Regions from separate parts of the Homo sapiens genome. Here region 1 is linked to region 2. Evidence: read pairs that join two places in POLR2A ChIA-PET (ENCODE). Cell type or tissue: GM12878. All regions are shown on one strand. Links, peaks and the distances in the headings refer to the core of each region. The heading gives the core; the rest is flanking DNA.

What was found. ChIA-PET counts read pairs that join two places held together with the same protein. Peaks named below come from ENCODE experiments on the same cell type or tissue, not always from the same donor. Only the 100,000 strongest peaks of a DNase experiment are listed, where the experiment ranks them.
Region 1: POLR2A ChIA-PET joins it to region 2 with 5 read pairs; 3 of 35 experiments call an interaction of 5 or more read pairs at or near these places.

Annotation. Positions count from the first base shown.
Region 1 is chr9:123,694,452-123,705,174 of GRCh38, reverse strand. All of the region lies in intron 5 of DENND1A (DENN domain containing 1A), which reads left to right. Among named protein-coding and RNA genes, the nearest start is that of MIR7150, 210 kb to the right of the region's middle. RefSeq lists an enhancer at 7,278-7,327. In GM12878, for the core only: no CTCF peak of the experiment used is centred there; no DNase peak of the experiment used is centred there; H3K4me3 peaks cover 778 bases; H3K27ac peaks cover 1,328 bases.
Region 2 is chr9:123,530,576-123,541,298 of GRCh38, reverse strand. The region is part of intron 13 of DENND1A (DENN domain containing 1A); the gene reads left to right. Among named protein-coding and RNA genes, the nearest start is that of MIR7150, 50 kb to the right of the region's middle. In GM12878, for the core only: no CTCF peak of the experiment used is centred there; DNase peaks (open chromatin) are centred at 4,718 and 5,210; H3K4me3 peaks cover 541 bases; H3K27ac peaks cover 575 bases.

The DNA of each region.
Region 1 (10,723 bases), core at 1,371-9,370, 160 kb before region 2:
CCACAAATGAGTATGTCTAATTGTTACTCTTAAACTAATTCACTTATTTGTTCTTGCTGTCTTCACAGTGCTTTGTCTCTCATGTGTTTGTTTGTTTTTTTTTTTTAAATTCATCTTGCGTGGGATTTCAGCAATTCTGGAACAATCTCAACCATTATTTCTTTGACTTTTGATGCTTCTTTTTCTTATTATATCCTTCTGGAAATTTGATTAGAATACATTAGGCTTTTTCACTCTCTTTCATGTTGCTTGTTTTCCTTTTTCAGTTATTTCTTCTTCTTGTCTATTTAGATCCATTATGAATAACGTATCTGGGTTTATCTTCCGGCTCACTAATGCCACTTTTACTCGTGTCTAATCTTTTCATTTTGTGATATTCCATTTGGTTCTTTTATAGATCTGCTTGGCTGTTGGTAGTCTTTTTTTCCCCACCATTGTCAATCATTCCTTTAAAAAATGAGAAACTAAGTTTTTTACATGCATTAAACACTGTTTTATTCTGTTTCTGATTATTTTAGTTGTCCACAAAGCTTTATTTGTAGGAATTGGGGGAGTGGGGCTTGGCTCAATTTGAATCCCTCTAGAGTATATTTATATTTCAACTATGCTTCTGGCTATTACCTAGGAATACTAATAATTTGGGTTCTCTATAAATATGTTTGCCATTTTATGAGACCACGATGGGTGAATTTGGATTGCAACTCCATGTGAAAGCATACTTTTAGTTAGACGTGTCACTGGAGATATTTGCTTGTACCCTGCAACAGCATCAAGAATGAAGAATTTTCTGCTGATAGAATTTAATCAGAATATTTTATCCTTACACTAAAGATGTAGCCCTTGACTACCTAAGTATTAGGCTGTTGTGTACTTAAGAGATTTCTAGGCTTTATCTCCTTTCACCTCTGACCTGTGTCTCCATCATTTTGGGAGCTCAAAGTGTTCATGGTTTGGCAAAGAGCTTCAGGGGTAAAAACTAGCTTTATTGCTTGTTTACTTTTCTGAGTTCCATTTTTTTTTTTCATTTTATTTTTCGGGCCTCTAGAGTGTTTACTTTTTACCAGATTAGCAATATTTTTAAAGATGGTACATGAAAATATATAGTCTGGCATTTAATTGTATCAGTTGGGAGGGTTTTAAAAATATCTAATCTTCCATAGGCCAAAATGGATGAACTAAAGAAATGAAAACATATATAAATATAAAATATATATTTACATACACTAAAATTCACCAATTTTAAGTGTACAATTTAATGAGTTTGACAAATGTATACAGATGTATAACCACTACCATGGTCAAGATACAGAACGTTTCTGTCACTCCCAAAAGTTCTCTGTGCCCCTTTTTAGTCACCCCAACCTCCCCTGGCCCTAGGCAAGCACAAATCTGTTTTCTTTCATTGTCAATTAACTTTATCTTTCCTAGAATTTTATTTAAATGGAAAGGAGTACAATATGTACTCCTTTGTGTCTAGCTTCTTTTGCTCAGCGTAGCATTTTTGAGATTCATTCAAGTTATTTATATATGAGTAGCTTGTTCTTTTTGGTAAGGACTTATTACTGCCATTTTCATTGTTTTCTAGGTCCTTTCTTTCTTCCTCTCTTACTGTTTCCTTTGTGGTTGAGTGATTTTTCTATAGTAGTGTGTTTTGATTCTTTGCTTTTTATTTTTAGTGTATCTATTATAGTTTTTTGCTTTGTAGTTACCATGAAGCATATAAAAAACATAACTATAACAGGTTATTTTAAGCTGATAATAACAACTTAACTTTGATCACATGGAGACCAAAAAACTCTGTAGTTTAACTGTACATCCTCCCCTGACATTTTGAAATTTGATGTCATAATTTACATCTTTTTATAACGTATATCCCTTAACAAATTATCGTAGTTATTTTTTAGGCTGGGTGCAGTGGCTCACACCTGTAATCCTAGGTGGATGGATCACTTGAGTCCAGGAGTTCGAGACCAACCTGGGTAACATAGTGAAACCCCATCTCTACTACAAATACAAAACAAAGAAATTAGCCATGTGTGGTGGTGTGTGCCTGTGGTCCCAGCTACTTGGGTGGCTGAGCCAGGAGAATCACTTGAACCCAGGAGGCAGAAGTTGCAGTGAGCCGAGATCGCGCCACTACACTCCAGCCTGGGCTACAGGGAAAGACTCTGTATCAAAAGAAAAGAAAATCATTGTAGTTATTTTTAAAATAGTTTTGTCTTTTAACCTATATACTTGATATAAGGGACTTACATACCACCATTATGGCATTAGAGTATTATAAATTTGACTGTATACTTACTTTTACTTTCAGATGTTTTATGTTATTTATTAGCATCCTTTTCTTTCAGCTTAAGGAACTCCCTTTGGCACTGCTTGTAAGACAGGTCTGGTGATAGTGAACTCCCTTATCTTTTGTTTGTCTGGAAAAATCTTTCTCTCTCCTTCATTTCTGTAGGACAGATTTGCTGGGTACAGTATTCTTGGTTGACAGTATTTTTCCTTCAGCACTATAAATATATCATCGCAGTCTTTCCTGGCTTATAATGTTTATTCTCAGAAGTTTGCTGCTGGGTGTCTTGGAACTCTCTTATATATTATTTGCTTCTTTTGTCTTGCTGCTTTCAGGATTTTCTCTTTGTCTTTGATCTTTGACAGTTTGATTAGATTCTATCTTGGGGTAGTCTTATTTGAATTGAATCTGATTGGAGGCTTTTGACCTTTCTGTACCTGGATATTTGTATCTTTCTGTAGGTTTGGTATATTTTTTGCTATTATTTATTTAAATAAGCTTTCCTACCTCTTTATCTTTCTCTACCCCTTCTTGAATACCAGCAACTCATACATTTGCTCTTTTGATGCCATTCCGTAAATCTCATAAGCTTTCTTCGTTCCTTTTTTTTCCTTTTTTATCCTCTGATTGTATATTTTCAAATAACCTGTCTTTGACTTCACAGATTTTTTTCCTTCTGCTTAATCAGGTCTGCTATTGATTTTCTCTATTGCGTTTTTATTTATTTATTTATTTTTGTATTTTTCAACTCCTGAAAAATGTTTTTAAAAATTATTTTAGGCTCTGTTAAATTTCTAATTCTGGTCACTTATTATGTTTCTCATTTCATTGAATTGTTTATTGAGCACCTTTAAAATAGCTATTTTGGATTCTCTATCAGGCAGTACATACATCTTTGTCTCTTTATGGTCAGTCACTAGTACCTCATTTTGTCTGTTTAGTGACAACGTGTTTCCCTGATCCTTGTAGTCATGCATTGACCTTCTGTACATTGAAGAAGTAGGTACTTATTCCAGTCTTTGTAAGCTTTTGTGGCTTTGTTTTGGAACCTCCTTCAAAAGTAAGCCTGTTCAGAGTTTCTAGGCAGGTTGTCTGGTCTGGTCCCTAATCCTCAGATTGCTGTAGCTGTGGTAGCTTAGCATGCTAAGCCCATGGCTACCAAGGCTGGTACAGCACTGGGATATACCTGAAGCTCTTGGCTGCTGAGAGCCTGCCTGTTGCTGTGGGTTATTCATAGCCTAAGGCCACTGTAGTCAGCTGGCAGTGATGCAGGCCAGAACTCAAATCTGTGTTATAGGGGCTGCAGGTCTCTGGTGCTGGGGTGGGTCTAGAAGCTCAGTTCACAGGTGTCGGCCTGGAGTTAGAGGCCCTAGAGGTCTGCCTGATGCTGGGTTTTATGGTGGCAGGCTCAGTATTGGGGACCTAGACAAAGTCTTAGACTTATTTCTCTTTCCCCCAGGCAGATGATATCTCTTTCCACTGCCTGAGGTAAGGGGAGGGATGACATGGGTAATGCAAAATTGTCCTTTCTACCCTCTTTGATGTGTCTTTCTTATTATTGTGCTATAACCAGGCACTATGATCTGTTACATGGTTTCTTTAGCTCTTGTGAGGGTATTTTGAACTGTTTAAATTGATGTTTCTGTGTGGGGATAATCCCTGGAGAGTTCATTTCTGCCATTTTGCTCTACCTTCTATCAATTTTTACTTCTGAGTTCATGCTTTTTGTGTTCTGTGAAATCTCTGCATAACTTAAGAGCACAGAGATTTTCCCCTATATTGTCTTATAGACATTTTGTAGGTTTATCTCTTATACTTAGGTCTTCAGTCCATTTCTATAAATTTTTGTATGTAGTGTGAGGTAAGGAAATTGGTATTAAAATTGTAAGTTCAAATTAATAAAACAGAAGCTTTTATAATAGCATCAAAATATGAAATACCAAGGGATACATTGAACAAAATATTTGCCTGACCTGTGCACTGAAAATACAAAACATTGCTGAGATACATTTTTTTAAAAAGATCTAAATAGATATACCAGGCTGATGGATTCAAGGATTCCATGTTGTCAAGATGTTATGATGGTTAATCTTGTGTGTCAGCTTGTCTAGGCTATGGTACCTAATTATTTGGTCAAACACTAGTATAGATGGTACTGTGAAGGTATTTTAAATCTAACTAACATTTATAATCATTGACTTTTAGTAAAGGAGATCACCCTCCATAATGTTGGTGGTCCTCATCCAATCAGTTTAAAGCCTTCAGAGCAGAAACTGAGGTTTTCCAGAGAAGAAGGAATTCTGCTTCAAGACTGTAATTTAAAAATCCTTCCTGAGTTCCCAGCTTGCTGGCCTGCCCTACAAATTTTGGACTCAGGACTGCAACATCAGTTGTTACCTGAGTTTCCAGCCCACTGGCCTGTCCTATAGATTTCAAACTTGCCTCAACCAGTTACTTAACATAAATCTCTTTATACACACACACACGCATGCATACAATAGTCTATTCTGTTTCTCTGGAGGACTGTTACTGATACAGATGTCAGTTCTCCCCAAATTGATCTATAGAGTCAATGCAATAATACCACCAGGCCTTTTTTTCCTTCAGAATTGGGCAAGCTGATTCTAAAATCTGTATGAAGATTTTTGTGGCAAAGAACTTAGGCAAAATAACTTTTTAAAAGAAGAATAAAGTTGGAGGACACATATTACCTGATCTCCAGTTTTATTGTAGAGCTACAGTAATTGAGACATTGTGGTATTGGCACAAGGGTAGACCATACGGATTAGTAGAACAGAATAGAGAATCAACTGATATCTAGATATATTTTTTAGAAAGGTGCCAAGGTAATTCAAAGGGTAGTCTGTTAAAAAATGAAAGGGTAGGGCAGGCATAGTGGCTCACACCTGTAATCCCAGCACTTTGGGAGGCTGAGGTGGGTGGATCACCTGAGGTTGGGAGTTTGAGACCAGCCTGGCCAACATGGCGAAACTCCGTCTCTTCTGAAAATACAAAAATTAGCTGGGTGTGTTGGCACATGCCTGTAATCCCAGCTACTTGGGAGGCTGAGGCAGGAGAATTGCTTGAACCTGGGAGGCAAAGGTTGCAGTAAGCTGAGATCACGCCACTGCACTCCAGCCTGGGTGACAGAGCGAGACTCTGTCTCCAATAAAAAAAAAAAAAAAAAAAAAAAGAAAGAAAGAATGAAAGGGTAGTCTATTAAAAAATGTCGATGGAGCAGTTGGGTATCCGCAGGGAAAAAAAAGGAACTGAGTTTTGGATGAAATCACTTTTTCCAATACAGAAGAAGAAAATAATTATCTTATTATTTCAGAGATGGGCACAGGGAGCCAGGGTGAGGGGGGAACCTGGAAGATGGGGACGGGGTGAGCTTGAGGGAGAGGTCGAAAATAATTACCTTTAATTTCATCATCCAAAGATAGATATTGTGGTGTTTTCTGTTAGATGTTGTCTTATAATATATGTAATATACAGATAACTTAAATGTATATATTTTTAAATTTACATGTTTGAAAACCTTTTTACTGGATTTGCTTTTTACATATTTTTATAACATCACAGCTTTCCATCTGAAGGACATTTGAATGACCATATGATACTAAGTCATGAAGGTGTTCCATATTTTACCTAATGATTCTCAACTGTTGGAATTAATAATAGTGATAGTAATAGCAGCTGCCATTTATTGATTACTTTCTACCTGGAAACTATGCTAAGCAGGTTTTATGAATTGTATTATTTAATCCTTATGACAGCTCTTTAGTTGGCTCCATTAAAAAAAAAGTAGGGGGAACCACGGGTTAAGTCACATGCCTGTCTCTAATGTGTGAAGCTTAGATTTATAATTAATTGTCTTTTATTCCAATACCTGAGAAAAATATACTGCCATTCTTTAGGCTTTTTATAGTTTTTTGCCACCGTAAATTCTGAGGCAGATATCTTTGTGTAGAAATTACTGTCTACATTTCAGACATCTGAACTTCTTCTCTTCTGCTAGTCCTTTATATGTTTGATCCATCTTCACTGAATGAAATATTTTCAAAGCCTGTGTAGGTGTGCAACGTAGTACGCAGGGCAAAGCAGTGCACAAACTGCCAAGCTGTTCTTTTGGTTGCCAGTGGCTTGAGCCAAACAGCACCAGACCATGATGGGCATTTCTATAGGAATGCATATCTTCTGGGGAACGAATCTAAGGGATCCGTAGAGCTGACTATTTGGTGGTTAGACTCATGTTGTAAAACGAAGGAGAAACAACTTTAGTAGTCTGTACCCTAGGACATTTTTAAATGAAATTATATAATGTTGGTCCAGTGACTTAACCCTCTGCCTTGGCTTTTCCATCTGAGAGAAGAGCATTAAGTTAGAGCTTTGTCTCCAAGTAAGATGCCCTAAAGAGGTAGTATTGCCTAATGAGCAAAATCATATCTGTTGATGATTTGGATGTCACTAAGGGGGCAGTACTACTACACTTGTGGTATAGCCTTGAAGCTAGAGAGATTTAGGTTCAGATATAGCTCTAAACCATTTATAGCTTACCAAATGATTTCAGACAAATTTCCTGAGCCTTTTTGAGCTCCGGTTTTCTAATTACTTGGAATATAAAACAAGCACACACTGATCTTTAAGCAAGGGATCTCTTCTCACGACTCCTTGGTTTGTTCTTTGGACTTTTCCTCACCTTATTTGGGCTGTGATTTTGTAGAAGAATCAGGGTCCTCTACCCCTCCACAACCCCCATATGATCTAAGGCTTCTTTTCTCTAATGAGCAACTTATTTCTGCTTATTCTGTATGATATGATAAGGATAGAGTTAAATCTTCTCGGTCCTTAACTTCTATTATCTGCAGGTCTGCCTATCTTTTGCATTCTCTTAACCTGTTGTTGACAGCAAAAGTGGCCTAAGTAAGACAGGAGGCCATGTCTAAATTTGTGAAGAGTTGTTTTTAAACAGCCTAAAGGTTGTGTTTATATTTAGAATGTCTTTTCACTTTCATTTCCATGTTAAAGGCTTATGTACCATTAGTGTTAGGGTAAAAACAAAAAAGCACAGCAGCTCTAATAGTCTCTCCAGTACACCTTGTGTCACTCCATGACTACTCCTGGGGTTCCTGGTTTTTCGCATTGAGGCTCCAAGAACCCTGGAAACTCACTGCAGAAGTGGGGGAAGGGGGAGGAAGGAAGGAGGAGGGAGACTGTGAAGTAACTCAGGAATGGAAAACCAAACACCGTATGTTCTCACTGATATGTGGGAGCTAAGCTATGAGGATGCAAAGGCATAAGAATGATACAATGGACTTCGGGGACTTGAGGGGAAGAATGGGACGGGGCAAGAGATAAAAGACTACAAATAGGGTGCAGTGTATACTGCTCGAGTGATGGGTGCACCAAAATCTCACAAATAACCACTAAAGAACTTACTCATGTAACCAAGTACCACCTGTACCCCAATAACTTATGGAAAAATAAAAATAGAATAAAATTCTATAACAACAACAAAAAAGTTGGAGAAAGATAGCTGGTGGGTAGAATAATATGGGAAGTTGTACTTTTAAATTAATTTTGTCTTGTATGACTAAAGACACACTGATTTTTGCCTAGAGAAACCTTTGTTTAAAATGGTTGTTTTTTAATCCAAGAAAAAAGTGGAATATGGAACCTAGGTGGGGATTAAATAAATGTGCATGTGTGCATAATTTTTTCCCTTTTCTCCTGTTAAAATGGCAAGCAAAATATCTGGGGAACAGATATATTCTGCAAGCGGATCTTCACCATGTTAGAATTTGGGGATTACTCTTAATGCAAAAGAAATGCCCCTTTTATGGTTTGTATAGCTCCAAATTGCCGGTTAAATTTAACCGGCACAGTGGCAGGTATTTTGTAAGATGTGGCTGATACGTAGCACCTTACAAAGTTTATTTTGAGTGATCAACAAAGAATACTGGTGAATAGAGACCTTTTTAGTTGTGTTCTTATTTCTTTATTTTCCTATGCCCTGTCCAACTAAGCTGGAGAGGACATGATCAGATCACTATAGTAATTTAGAAAGGAACACGCTCTATCCCTGCCCCTTCGCTGTCTAATGAGTTCATGTAAAAAATATATCAAAAGAAATTCTCATCGCAGAATCCTCACATTTCAAAGGGGAGTATATTTATTATAAGAACTGCTGATTCATTAGGAATGCTTCCTAATTCGCACAGCAGCAGCTGCTTCTGGTTAGAATAAACTCTGTCTCCTCCTTTGTGCCCTGTCTCTCCAAAGGGATGTTAAATTTTGGTTTAAGATTTTCTCTTGCTTTAGCTTTTTCTCTCCCACTCTTCCTCTTTCCCCAGTTGTAATGCTTTATTCTATTCAGTGTTCATAGGATTTGAACAACCTACTGTACCCACTCTCCACCTTTAAAAATGACTTTCCTTAAGATTACAAATGCTAACAAAACTCTTCCGATAATGTGTTTTGTTTGCATTCACAGTGGCAGTGGAGTATATTGTACAGCAGTAAAGAAAAAAGTTGAGACACCTTGTAGTCATGAATTCTAAGTGCAATAATTTAAAGTACAGGAACTGCCATTGTCTGTTAAATGAAACCACTGTATTAACGTATCATAGCATGCTGTTCTAATCACTTTTCTCCAAATACCAGCTTTTGAAAGAAACATGGCTGTATTTTTTTATACAAAATCTGAAATCGTGTAATTGAATGGCTTGGCAGAATAGGTAAATGAATGTAGCAACATGCATTCAAATATGTCTCTTGGGTTTGTAATGAGCTGATTTTGAAGTTCACAGTTGTAAGACTTGCCATTTTATTTCCTGATTTTATACTCCGGACCCAGACAAAGGTGCCAGTTTTTTGGTGTGGGTTTTTTTTTTTTTTTTGTATTAACAGAAAAAGGAAGAAGAAAATTGTTCATAAAAATCAGTTTGCCTTTTTTGGGCATCACTATTGGATTCTGTGTTCCAGTAACCTTTATTCAACTGTCCTTCTATAAAATTATCTTCTAATGTGACCATTTCTACTTAATTTTAGAATTATTAACTGCCTCTGTTAGAGCTGAAAGAAATTCTGTCATGTTGGCCGGGGTTGGTAGTCTGCCACGGGTGTGTGCCCACACTAGTATGAGAGAGAGTTGTTGCCTGTGCATACTTCTCTCATAGCATTAATCTTAGTAATTACACTTGTTGATTTACAAGTCTGAATCCCCCACTAGACACTGAGCTCCTTGAAACTAGAGATTGTATCAGAATCGCCTGTTAGCCCCAGGACCCAGCAAAGGACCTCACAGTCAGTCAATGGTTTATGACCAATGAGCTATAGAATGCTGTATTAGTCAGAGTTCTCTAGAGGGACACACTAATAGGATATATATATATATAAAACTCAATGACATCATATTCTTTAGAATCTATAGTGTTCTTATCTCTAATAGTGTTTTGAAAATTGGTATCCTTGTTAGCTTGAATCCTCCAAGAAGCTGACATCAAGACAGGATTAACAGATTCTGTGTTGAAATAGAATGATTTATAATTTCAATAATATTTAGCGTATGGACTTTTAACAGTAATGTGCTGACAACAATCTTATTTGAATTTCTTTTGAAGTTAAGGCTTATATTCTTAGAGAACTTTTGTTTCTCCATATATATATATATGGAGAGTTATTAAGTATTAACTTACACAATCACAAGGTCTCACAATAGTCTATCTGCAAGCTGAGGAGCAAGGAGAGCCAGTCCGAGTCCCAAAACTGAAGAACTTGGAGTCTGACGTTTGAGGCCAGGAAACAATCCAGCATGAGAGTAAGTTGTAGGCTGGGAGGCTAGGCCAGTCTCTCTCTCCTTTTCATGTTTTTCTGCCTGCTTTATATTCACTGGCAGCTTATTAGATGGTGCCCACCAGATTAAGGGTGGATCTGCCTTCCCCAGCCCACTGATTCAAATGTTAATCTCTTTTGGCAATACCCTCACAGACACACCCAGGATCAATACTTTGTATCCTTCAATTCAATCAAGTTGACACTCAGTATTAACCATCACAACTGGTAAGCCAAATGGGTGTCCGAGTAGATACCAAAGTGTGCAGTAGACAAAAAGATCATCAGCTTTGGAGCTAAAGAGACATCATTTCGAATCCTGGTTAATTAAGAGATTGGGAATTGCTTATGGAATCCAATTGAGATTTTGATGTTTTAGGACAATTCTAGATATTGAAAACAGCGACTGCACTACTATACATTCAGACAAGAGAAACCATGTACTTTTGGTGGGAGATAGGGCAAAAGAGGAAAGGACAGAGTAATATTGGGAGATTGCCATTCAATGGGCACAGAAAGATCTACTTTTGGGTTTGTCAGGATGTCCTTTAGGCTATGCAGATGTGTGACTCTAGGTAAGTCCCTTATATTCTCTCA
Region 2 (10,723 bases), core at 1,149-9,148:
TTTATGTATATTTTCTTGGTTAAATGTACACAGTATTATCCCCAACTTGCTAAATAAGAAACATAAAGCAGAGAGAATTGAAATTACTTAATGCAACAACTTTGCTCAAACATTTACCAAGACCCTACTAAACCAGGGGACTATTCTAGATGCTTGGAATTGCAGCAGTGAACAAAATGAAGTCCTAGTCCTCAAATCTCTTCTACCTTAGGAAGACACAGAGAGTAAACAAAGATGAAAATCAACATATAATATGTCTGATGGTAATAAGTGTTATGCAGAAAAAGAAAGCTAAGGAAGAAGATAGAGAAAGCTCCTGGGTGAGGTGAGGTAGGTGCCAAGAAGAAAGAGTCGGACTAGAGCCAGGTCTGTCTGCCTCTAGAACTCACGGTTTTTCCACTGGTCCCATGCTGCTTCCGATCCTCTTTGGTGATGGTTTCCAGCATCTAGGGAGGAAACATGAACTCCTCTAGCATCTTGCTTCTTAGTCTAAAGCTGATAATTCAATGTGTCAGGGTGGTGACTTTGCATTCCTGGGGTACAGAAAACATTTTTGCCGTACTCCCTGCTGTCAGCAGCATGTAGCTGTTTCTTTCGTCTCTCTGGTTTCACAGACACATTTAGTCTTGATGCAGAAAGCATCTTGCCAGCTTGGACTCGAGCCCTAGTGCTGAGGAGACCAGTCTGTCCTAAAGGAGGGTCTCTGTGACTGCTGGGCTCAAAGGAACTCATCACTTCTTTTTTCTCTTCTTCCAAAAAGTGATGCTCCAGGGAGTGGCTTATGTCATCTTAATACCTGTTTCCTGATCTTTAGGACTCACCAAGACAGTCTAATTCTATTTTTAAAAATGCTGCCACCTCCTCTGTACCAGGCCCAGTGGCAGGCACTGAAGAAAAGAGATGGAACCTACTTAACAGGAGTCAGCCAGACCTGGGTTCCAAGTACCACTTTTCTATTTCTGTAATTTTGGGCATGCTACTTAACTCCTTAGCTTCAGTTTTGTCATCTGTAAAATGGGAAGAATAAATGTAATCTGCCTCACAGGATTGGTGTGAAGATTAAGTTAGATAATACAGCATGGTACCTGGCTCTTCGTAAGAGCTTAATATTAGTTTTTAAAATATACCACAGTAACCATTTAATTTATAGCTGAGTTTACATTTTGTCCTATGAGGAAACAGTTGGGTAGATACAAGATTTTCTTTCTCAAAGTGTATGTATTTTAGTGGAAAATACAGTAATAATCCTCATCATGCTGACACTGTTTACAAAGAAGTGTTGGCATTCAATCTTTATAGTGTATTTCCCACTAGGTAGGTACCGCTATACCTTTAAAAATCTATTTATTATAAAATAAAACATAAAACTGCCTTAATCAAGTGGATGATGTAATGAATTTTTTTTTTTTTTTTTTTGAGACGGAGTCTCACTTTTTCACCCAGGCTGGAGTGCAGTGGCGCGATCTCGGCTCACTGCAAGCTCTGCCTCCCGGGTTCACGCCGTTCTCCTGCCTCAGCCTCCTGAGTAGCTGGGACTACAGGCGCCCGCCACCGTGCCCGGCTAATTTTTTGTATTTTTAGTGGAGATGGGGTTTCACCGTGTTAGCCAGGATGGTCTCGCTCTCCTGACCTCATGATCCACCTGCCTCGGCCTCCCAAAGTGCATGAATTTTTATAAGACCAACACTTTCCAAAACAAGAAACAGAACTTTCCTGCCCACCCTAGAATCCCCTTTCATCCCAACTCTTTCCTTTTCTCCATAAGTAACCACTATCTTGATTTCATGCCACTATCTTGATTTCATGGTAATCACTTCCTTGCATTAAAAAAAAATAGTTTTATTACCCAAATGTTTATGCCTGGAAACTATAGGTGACTTTTTCTGTTTTAAAAATATATGACTTTTAATTCTCTTTCAACTTATAGGTTCCTCCTCCACCCCTTTCATTTACTTACAATTTATTTGTGTATGAACTCAAGCCTGTGGTGATTTCCCACTGTGTGAGTTTTGCTGATGGCATACCATGTTCCTCTGTCCCCTGTATTTCCTGCTAATTGACAGTTGATCCAGAGATTGGATAGACTGAGGTTCAGTCCCTTTTGCAAGACTGTAGGAGGCATACCAGGTCTTGTTTTGTCTGTTTTAGTGATCTTAGTAGCCAATGTGTTTAATATCTATATCTGTTTATTCACTGGGAGTTGAAAAATGGTGATATTCTAAGCTTATAATTTGTTTTTCATTTATTGGTTGGAATATTTTTATAAAGAGACAGTTTCCCTCATTTAATATTTACTCAGTGTTAGCGTTCATACAAGCCAAAGCAAAATAAATGTTTGACTCTTTCTCTTTATTTACCACTTTTTAATATAATGAATTGTTGGTTCCCTATCATCCTCCAAAGGTGACAATTGATACATACATAAATATGTATGAATTCATATATATATATATATATATATATATATATATATATATATATATATATATGTATGAGTTGTCACCTTTGGATTCATACACACACACACACACACACACACACACACACACTCACACACATAATTGCCTGGTGGATTTCAACATATTTGATGGATTTTGGTTCATTGCGATTGTCATTTTTTATTTAATTACTTTTAATTTTTAATTATTAAAATAATTATTTTATTAAACTCAAACCCTCCCATCTTTGGTCAGTGAGAAATACTTCAGGTTGACACCTGAGTACTTTTTTTCTACATGAACCTAGTAGTCTTTGATAGCTCTCTTGCTATCTGATATTACAAGAGGTTCCAGGCTTATCTTGTACATCCTACCCCCAAACCTGGAATCAGACATTTCTTCAGGAAGCACTGGTTTCTTTTTAGTGAGAAATTATATCTCAAGACCAAAACCTGGCTTAGGATACTCATTGCTACTGAGTTGGCCATTGTTTCTAGGCCTTTTCATTGAACAGAGCTAGGAAACATATGCTTATGTACGTAAATCTCTTGTCGTTCATATTGATACTTCCAATTAAAATTCAAGACTACAGAGCTTTTACTTAACCTCTTCTCTATTACATTTGTATTTCCTCTCTCCCATATGAAAATTCTGATTCTCAAGGGCAGAAGGAATAATAAAATACTCCAGAATTACTAATTTAGTTTCATAATCTCCAAAAATAATACACATACTACCATGAGCATAATTACAGAAAACCTTTTAACTATTTTTTGGTATGTTCTTTCCTCCCATTTTTGACTAGTTCCGCTGTATTTACATTGCTAGAGCATGCAGCCATTACGCAAGACACTGTCTCCCTCTCAGTCTTCAGGGGACTCTGTCTGTTACTGCCAGTCCTAATGGTGATGCCTCTGCAGTCATTTTTTATTGCCTGACACTTGCTCCCTGGTAAATCCCCTAGGAAAGTTCCTGGGAACAATATTCTGTCCGTTGTTAAAAGTTGATAATCACTTTTCTATGTCCTTTAAACATGTAAGTCAGTTTTGCTGGATGGAAGATCCTTGGCTCATACATTCTATTTTGAGTATCTTGAATGTGTTACTTCATTTTCTTCTCGCAAAGTGTTGCTGTCAAAGTTAATGATAATCTCAATTTTATTTTGTTAATAAGTCACTTTTTTTTTTTTAACTACATGCCCAAGAGTTTTTTCTTTGTTTTTTTGTTTTTAAGTTCAGCAATTTTATTAGATTGACTTTGGTAGTTGTTCTGGTTCTGTAGACCAGGAATACAATTTCATACATCCTTTTTTTTTAATTTCAGGAAACTTTTCTTGAATTAACTTTGGTTCTGATTATTACTTTTTCTTCTTCAGGCACTCCAGTTAGCCGTATATTCAATCTTCTTTGCCTATTTTCAATATTTTTCACCTTCTTTAAAATCTCTTTTATCTCTTTATTTCTTTTTAAATATATTATTGAGATGTTATTCCTTTTGCTGTATTTTTGAATTTTGAAGTTTTCTGGTTTTCTTTTGTTTTTATTAAGGCATTGTCTGTTGAGTTGATTTGTTCTTATATTCCTTTATTCTGAATATAATAATCTAGTTCTTTTTTTCTTATATAGTTCTTATTTCTGAAAAGAGTTTTCATTTCTAATATTTTCCTGAGTTCTATCCCCTCATTTTTAGGTTTTTGTAATTCAGATTTATGTTGGTTTTTCATGCTTTATGCCATTTTCTTAGTGTCTTTAGCTCATTTTGACACAGTAGGTTGTAGTTTTAATCTGTTTTGTGGGCATACCTCTCAGGCATGCTGTCATTGTGTACAAGGCTGTTATTCTGTCTCTTTTTATTTTTCTTATAATAACCTTATGTGGGATTTGATCTCAGTGTTTTGTTGTTGTTGTTCATTTTTATGTGAAATTAGGTTTCCTGACTTTAGAATGAGAAGAAGTTCCAGAAAGCTTTTCTAACTTCACTGAGTTAACAGCTCTTCTGTTGTTTTTGGTGGTGGTCAATAATGTGACAGCTGCTTTCTGGTGTTTTGTGGGTTCCCTTCCCCTACTTTGATCTAGACCTCCATTTCCTGTCCTCTCTCTCTCTCGTATCTGTCCTGCTCAATCTTGGTTCCATTCCCAGCAGTTTCTCCCCATTGTGGACCCCTGTCCTGGAAGGAGGTCCTCATGCATTTTCTCGGGAGTTCCTAGGAACTCCTAGCATTTGCGGAGGCTGGACGGCTCGGTCTCCTTCAGTCCTTCTTACCATGGGCCCCTCACACTGACCTGCTGTTGCAGAGGCCAAAACACTTCCACTTGTAGAAGCTGTTCTCAGATTGACTCACTGAGCTTTCTGCAAGTCGCTGACAGCTTTTCTTTTTCTTTTTTTTTTTTTTTTGGAGACAGAGTTTTGTTCTTGTTGCCCAGGCTGGAGTGATATAATCTTAGCTCACTGCAACTTCTGCCTCCCGGGTTCAAGCAATTCTCCTGCCTCAGCCTCCCGAATAGCTGGGACTACAGGCATGTGCCACCACGCCCGGCTAATTTTTGTATTTTTAGTAGAGACGAGGTTTCACAATGTTGGCCAGGCTGGTCTTGAACTCCTGACCTCAAGTGAGCCACCTGCCTCGGCCTCCCAAAGTGCCGGGATGTGAGCTACTATGCCTGTCCAATGTTTTGAGGTCTACTTGTGCTGAGGTCTGTCAGTGCAAATACCAACATGAAGCCAGTTTGGTGGTGGTTTGTACTTGCCTGCTTGCATTTGGGGGTTCATTGTTCACCTGGTTTTGTTGTAACTATTGCACATATTTGAGGTTTTGCTATATAGTCAGTTTGCCTTTTTTATGTGGAGGTTTGAAGAGGTTGAACAATTATACTACCACTGCTGCTACCACTGCCAGATTCCCAGAATCCCCCTTTTCTGTTTTCCCAATTTTTCCTTAGAAATCCTAGGAAAGGTAAAATATCTTTCATGAGTGTAGTAAGTGCCCTCTTGGAATTTACATTCTAGTGGAGGAAGACAGAGAATAAACATGAACAAAAAATAAAAGAAGATGAGTTCAGATAGTGATGCGTGCCATGAAGAAAAACCACTGTAAAGGGGTAGCAAAGCCAGGGGAGGTGTTTTTCTGGTACTGTTCTCCAAAGAGGTGGTATCTGAGCTGAAACCTGAGTGATGAGAAGTCACCGGCATTCAAATAGCTGGGATCTGAGCATTCTAGGCAGAACAGACAGCAAGTACAGAAACCTGAGGTAGACACAAGTTTGGCCTGTTTCAGAGATGGAAAACAAGGCAGCATGGCTAAAGCAGAGTGAACACAGAGAGAAACATAGGAGACAGAGGCCGAGAGAGGCAGGGGCCAGATTGTGAAGGGTCTTGTGGGCTGGGGAAGAGAGTTTCAATCGTTGGGGGCTTTTTTAGAGACAGGGTTTCTTGTGTCACCCAGGCTGGAGTGCAGTGGCACGATCATAGCTCACCACAGCCTCAAACTCCTGGACTCAAGCGATCCTCCCACCCTGGCCTCCTGAGTACCTGGGACTACAGATGCACACCACCATGCCCAGCTGTGAGAGTCTGGATTTTAATCTAAGTACCGTGGAAACCATTGGAGTGACTTTAAGCAGAAGGGTAGAATGATCCAGCTTAAGTTTTACGACACTTATTTTGGCTGTTGTGTGGGAAAAGGGCTGTAGGGACAACAGAGTGAACGTCAGGTAATAGTCAAGGGTCTAGGGAGAGACCACTGTGGTCAGTGGAAATGGTGAGAAGTGGTCAGATTTGGGGTGTTATTTGGGTAGAGGTGACAGGATTTGCTGATGTGTTCGATGAGGGAAAGAGAAGAATTAAGGATGTCTTCTGGGTTCTTGGTCTGCCTCCAACTTTTTGTCCTTTTGAATCTTAAGAGAAGGCCAGGTAGCACCTTGGTCCTAAATAGTCACTATAAAGCAAGTGAAGGGGGGGAAAAAAGCCACAGACAGGAAGATAATACTTGCAACTTTAGCTGACAAAAAAGGCTTGGCGTCCAAGATCATGTAAAGTATTTCTATAAATCAATGAAGACTAAAACAGGGGAAAGATATGATCAGACGTTTCACAGGAGAGTTAACATGAATGGTTTATAAACTTAGGAAAATACACTCAACTGATAATCAAGGAAACAAGACCAAGACAGTGTTTTGTTTTGCACACATTCAATTAGCAAAAATCGGGAAGGCAGATACTTATATTGCTGAGGTAGGTGTGTGGAGCAACAAGAACTCTCATTTTGCTGACAGCAGTGTAAATTGGTACCAGAATTTTGGAAAACAATTTGGCATTATCTTATAAAGTTGAAACTCTTGCACATTTAGGCTAGGAAACATACACAAAAAATGTTCTTATCAGCAAAAAACTGGAAGCAATTCAAATATATGTTGAAAGATAGTAGATGAATAATATTTACGTGATGAAATATTATACAGCCATGAAAACTAGTTACTTTAAGCTATAAACAACAACATGAATGTATCTTAGAAGCATACAGCATGATACTGATTTTTAAGGCCCAACAGTAAGCAAAACTAAACATTATTTGAGCTACATACATGTGTGGTAAAACTTTGAAATTCTCAGAAACAGAATTGAGAAAAAGTCTTAGTAGGGTCAGCAGGAAGAGGCAAGAGGAGGCAGTGGAAAAACTCTTAAGACAATGTGAGGAAGACGAAAATGTCTGTTTCTTTAGGAGGGTAGGTTCGCAGATGCTCATTGTGTTATGCTATGTTGCTTAATATAAGTTCCATATAGTCTTTCACATATAAATTGTGTGATAAATGACATTCAATGGAATTACAAAATAGATGAAGTATTAATAATTTCCAAATCTTGTCTTTCATAATATCATGTTTAAAATCCAGCTCAAAAATTCTGAGGTCCAGACCCCTCTAGTGTAACACATTTCAAACTTTCCAAGGATCTTGAAATATGACTTGACCCCATATATTGAGGTTCTGGGTTTCCACAGTGGCCGTGGAGGAGAGGGAGTGGTTCAGCTTGAATGTACGTAAACATTCTTTCCCACATTTTTAGTAACTAAACACAGGAAATCCCACTCACAGCCCTTACCCTTTACTGACCTTTCTAGAAAGAATTCAGAAACTCTATTGGACAAGTAAATTCCTTCCTGCAGCTTTGAACAGAGCATCTCCAATGGGTCCCCCTCTGTAGTGGCAGCATCCAGCACTCTCCACCTACCTGACTGGTTGGAAGACTCTCTCCCTCCAGTTCGCAGTGCTTGAGACATTGTACAAGTACACAGACACCAGACACCAACCTCCAAAATCCAAGAGGTCTGTCTTTCTGCAGTCCATGGATGTGCAGCAAATGGCAGGTGAGCTCTGGGCTCTGAGAAAGCCAGGCTTGAGTGCAGTACCATTTCTTCCTCTCCTGTTCTAAAACTCAGAATGCCCAAAGATATTGGAATAGTCCCATGGATTCCATAGCCATGTTTTTCTTGTGCTAAAGAGAGTGGGCGAATGAATTTGTGCCTTTTTATTTTTAATCAAGATAAAAATCCAGGTGGGAGAAAGAAGCCCACCATGAAAATAGAGTAAAAGCATTCTCAAAATGTGTACCGAAACATATCTTGAGCACCTTCTATGTGCTTGGCACAGAGCTAGGCACTCTCTGACCACGTGGCTAGTAAGTGGTAGAATTAGGATTCAGAGATAGGACTTGATTCTGTAGAAAATGTGAGTTTCCTTTTGCAGGAGAATTCAACAGCAGAGATAGAGAAAGCCAGAATGAGATCTTTCTTTCTCATTTTGATATACATTAAGCTGTAACCCTGCATTTCCTACATAAAATGTCCTATGTGTACTTGTGTGCATGATTGTTGTTTGTGAGTGCCAACTCCTGGTGAAGCTACCATCTGCATTATTTATCCAGGTTTAAGATGCAGCTTCTTTGATTCATGCTGAGCTCTGGCCTGCAGCCTTATTAGTTTCTTTTTGTTGATTAATACACATTGCAGCTCTTAGAAGATATAGTGAGACCTCTAAAAACAACTGTCTGGTGAGTGATAGGTACTTCCTATACTTTGGGCTATAGGAAGCCAGTTTACTTTCTGTGGCAGATGGGTTTTCTGTGCATCTTTTAGTTTTTAATTCTCTTAAAAGAAGGGACTTTTATTTTAAGGGCAGTTGGGTAACTGCCATTTTCTAGGTTTCCCAATGTAGATTTCACTTGATTTTTCAAAGGGGTGCTATGATAAAAGACATAGAGCCTACCTTCATACTTGAATCACTTTCAGGAAGATTTCAGTCATTAACAGTGCTTTCACTAACAATGACAGATTGAGGTAAGACTAGAGGGTTTGACCTGAATTGAGGGACATTCTACAAAATAGCTGGCCTGTACTCTTCAAAATGTTAATGTCTTGCAACAAAGGACAACCCAAGAACTATTCTAGATTAAAGGAGGCTAAAGGACAGGACAACGGAACGTGGTGTGTGATCCAGGATTTTCTTTTGGTATAAAAAGTCATTATTGGGACAGTTGGTGAATTCTGAATCAAGTCCAAATTTTAGATTTGTATTGTATCAATGTTAATTTTCTAATTTTGATCATCGCACTATGGTTATGTAAGAGGACATTCTTGATTTTAGGAAATATAGTCAGTTTGTTATAATGCCTGTTTTGACAACACAATGTTCCAATGCCATCAGTATGTCAGGGAGCAATTTGAGCATAATGTGAATTTCATTTCATTTGATTCATTTGATTGTACAGGGTTTCACCTATGAAAAATTCTAAGTGAATGAAGAAAATTGCCCCCAGCTTAGCCAAGATGCACATGCACAGAACACACATGCACACCCTTCAGGTATTTGCCAATTACCTCCATTCATCACATGTTATAAGCCACATCTGTCCTGCCCATGTCTGGTGCTATGATTTTCTGTCCTCTTCTCGCCACTTCACCATATACTCACAAGCTGCAACCCTCTGCCCCTTCCACAAACAAACTGTAGATCTTTTTCAAGGTAAAATGACATATTTATTATGGGGTTTATATATTTCTTAACCATTTGCTATGTGTAAAAGTAGGCTACCATTTTTAAGTTTCTTATTTCTAGCATGTCACTGAAGTTTTTGAGTGTGGTGAAAATGTGATGATTTTTAGGAATGCTTAAGTATTTGAGGGTAAAAGGATATCATGTCTGCAATTTTTTCTTAAATGTTTTAGGAAGACATTTTATATGTAAAACACATATAATTGCCTTCTGTGTGTGTGTGTGTGTGTGTGTGTGTGTGTGTGTGTGTGTGTGTGTGTAGAGAGAGAGGGGGGAAGAGAAGGATAAAGCCAATGTGGTAAACTGTTAACATTTTGGGTAATCTGGGTGAAAGGTCGGTGGTAATTCTTTCTATTATTCTTGCAACTTTTTCATAAATATGAAACTATGTCATAATAAAAAGGTGAAAGGAAGAAAAAGACTCAGGGAATGGAAAAGATTTTTTAAAAATGAAGTCCAAATGTAAAAAACTAAGGAAGGCAAAAGGAAAGGGAAAATGATTCAGCTGGGAAAATAATGAAAGCAGAGTGGGAGAGAGGATCTTAAACAAACCTTCTACGAAGTGGATTAGAACATGAGTTTAGTTTGATGCAAGCTGTTTGTAAAATATCATAGGAATACTACGGCTACAAAATGGGAAAGAAACATTTGCTTTCCCAGAAAGATTTTTTTGGAAGTCTAACCCAGAATAGTAAAAAACAGAATAGACCCACATATATGGAAATCATATAAATTAACAATTCTAAATGTATTTAATATCTTTATCTCTTCCTAACAATACAAAGACTTTGATATACAGTAGTCTCCACTTATCTGCAGTTTCACTTTCCATGACTTCAGTTATCAAGGTCAACCATAAAAATATTATGTACAATAAGAAATTTGGAAAGAGAGAAAAAGACCACATTTACATAACTTTTATTACCATATATTGTTATAATGGTTCTATTTATTTTATTAATTATTGTTAATCTCTTAATGTGGCTAATTTGTAAATTAAACTTTATCATAGGTATGTATGTTTAGGAAAAACATAGTATGTTTAGGGTTCGATACTATCTGCAGTTTCAGGTATACACTGAGGGTCGTGGAACACATCCCCTGCAGATAAAGAGGGGACTACTGTGCTTTACTAATTGGACACTCACATGTACAAATCTTAGTGTTATTGCAATTTTATCTTCACTTTTAAAAAAACTAACAAAATATTGACAGTAGTTAGTTGTACAGTCAACATCC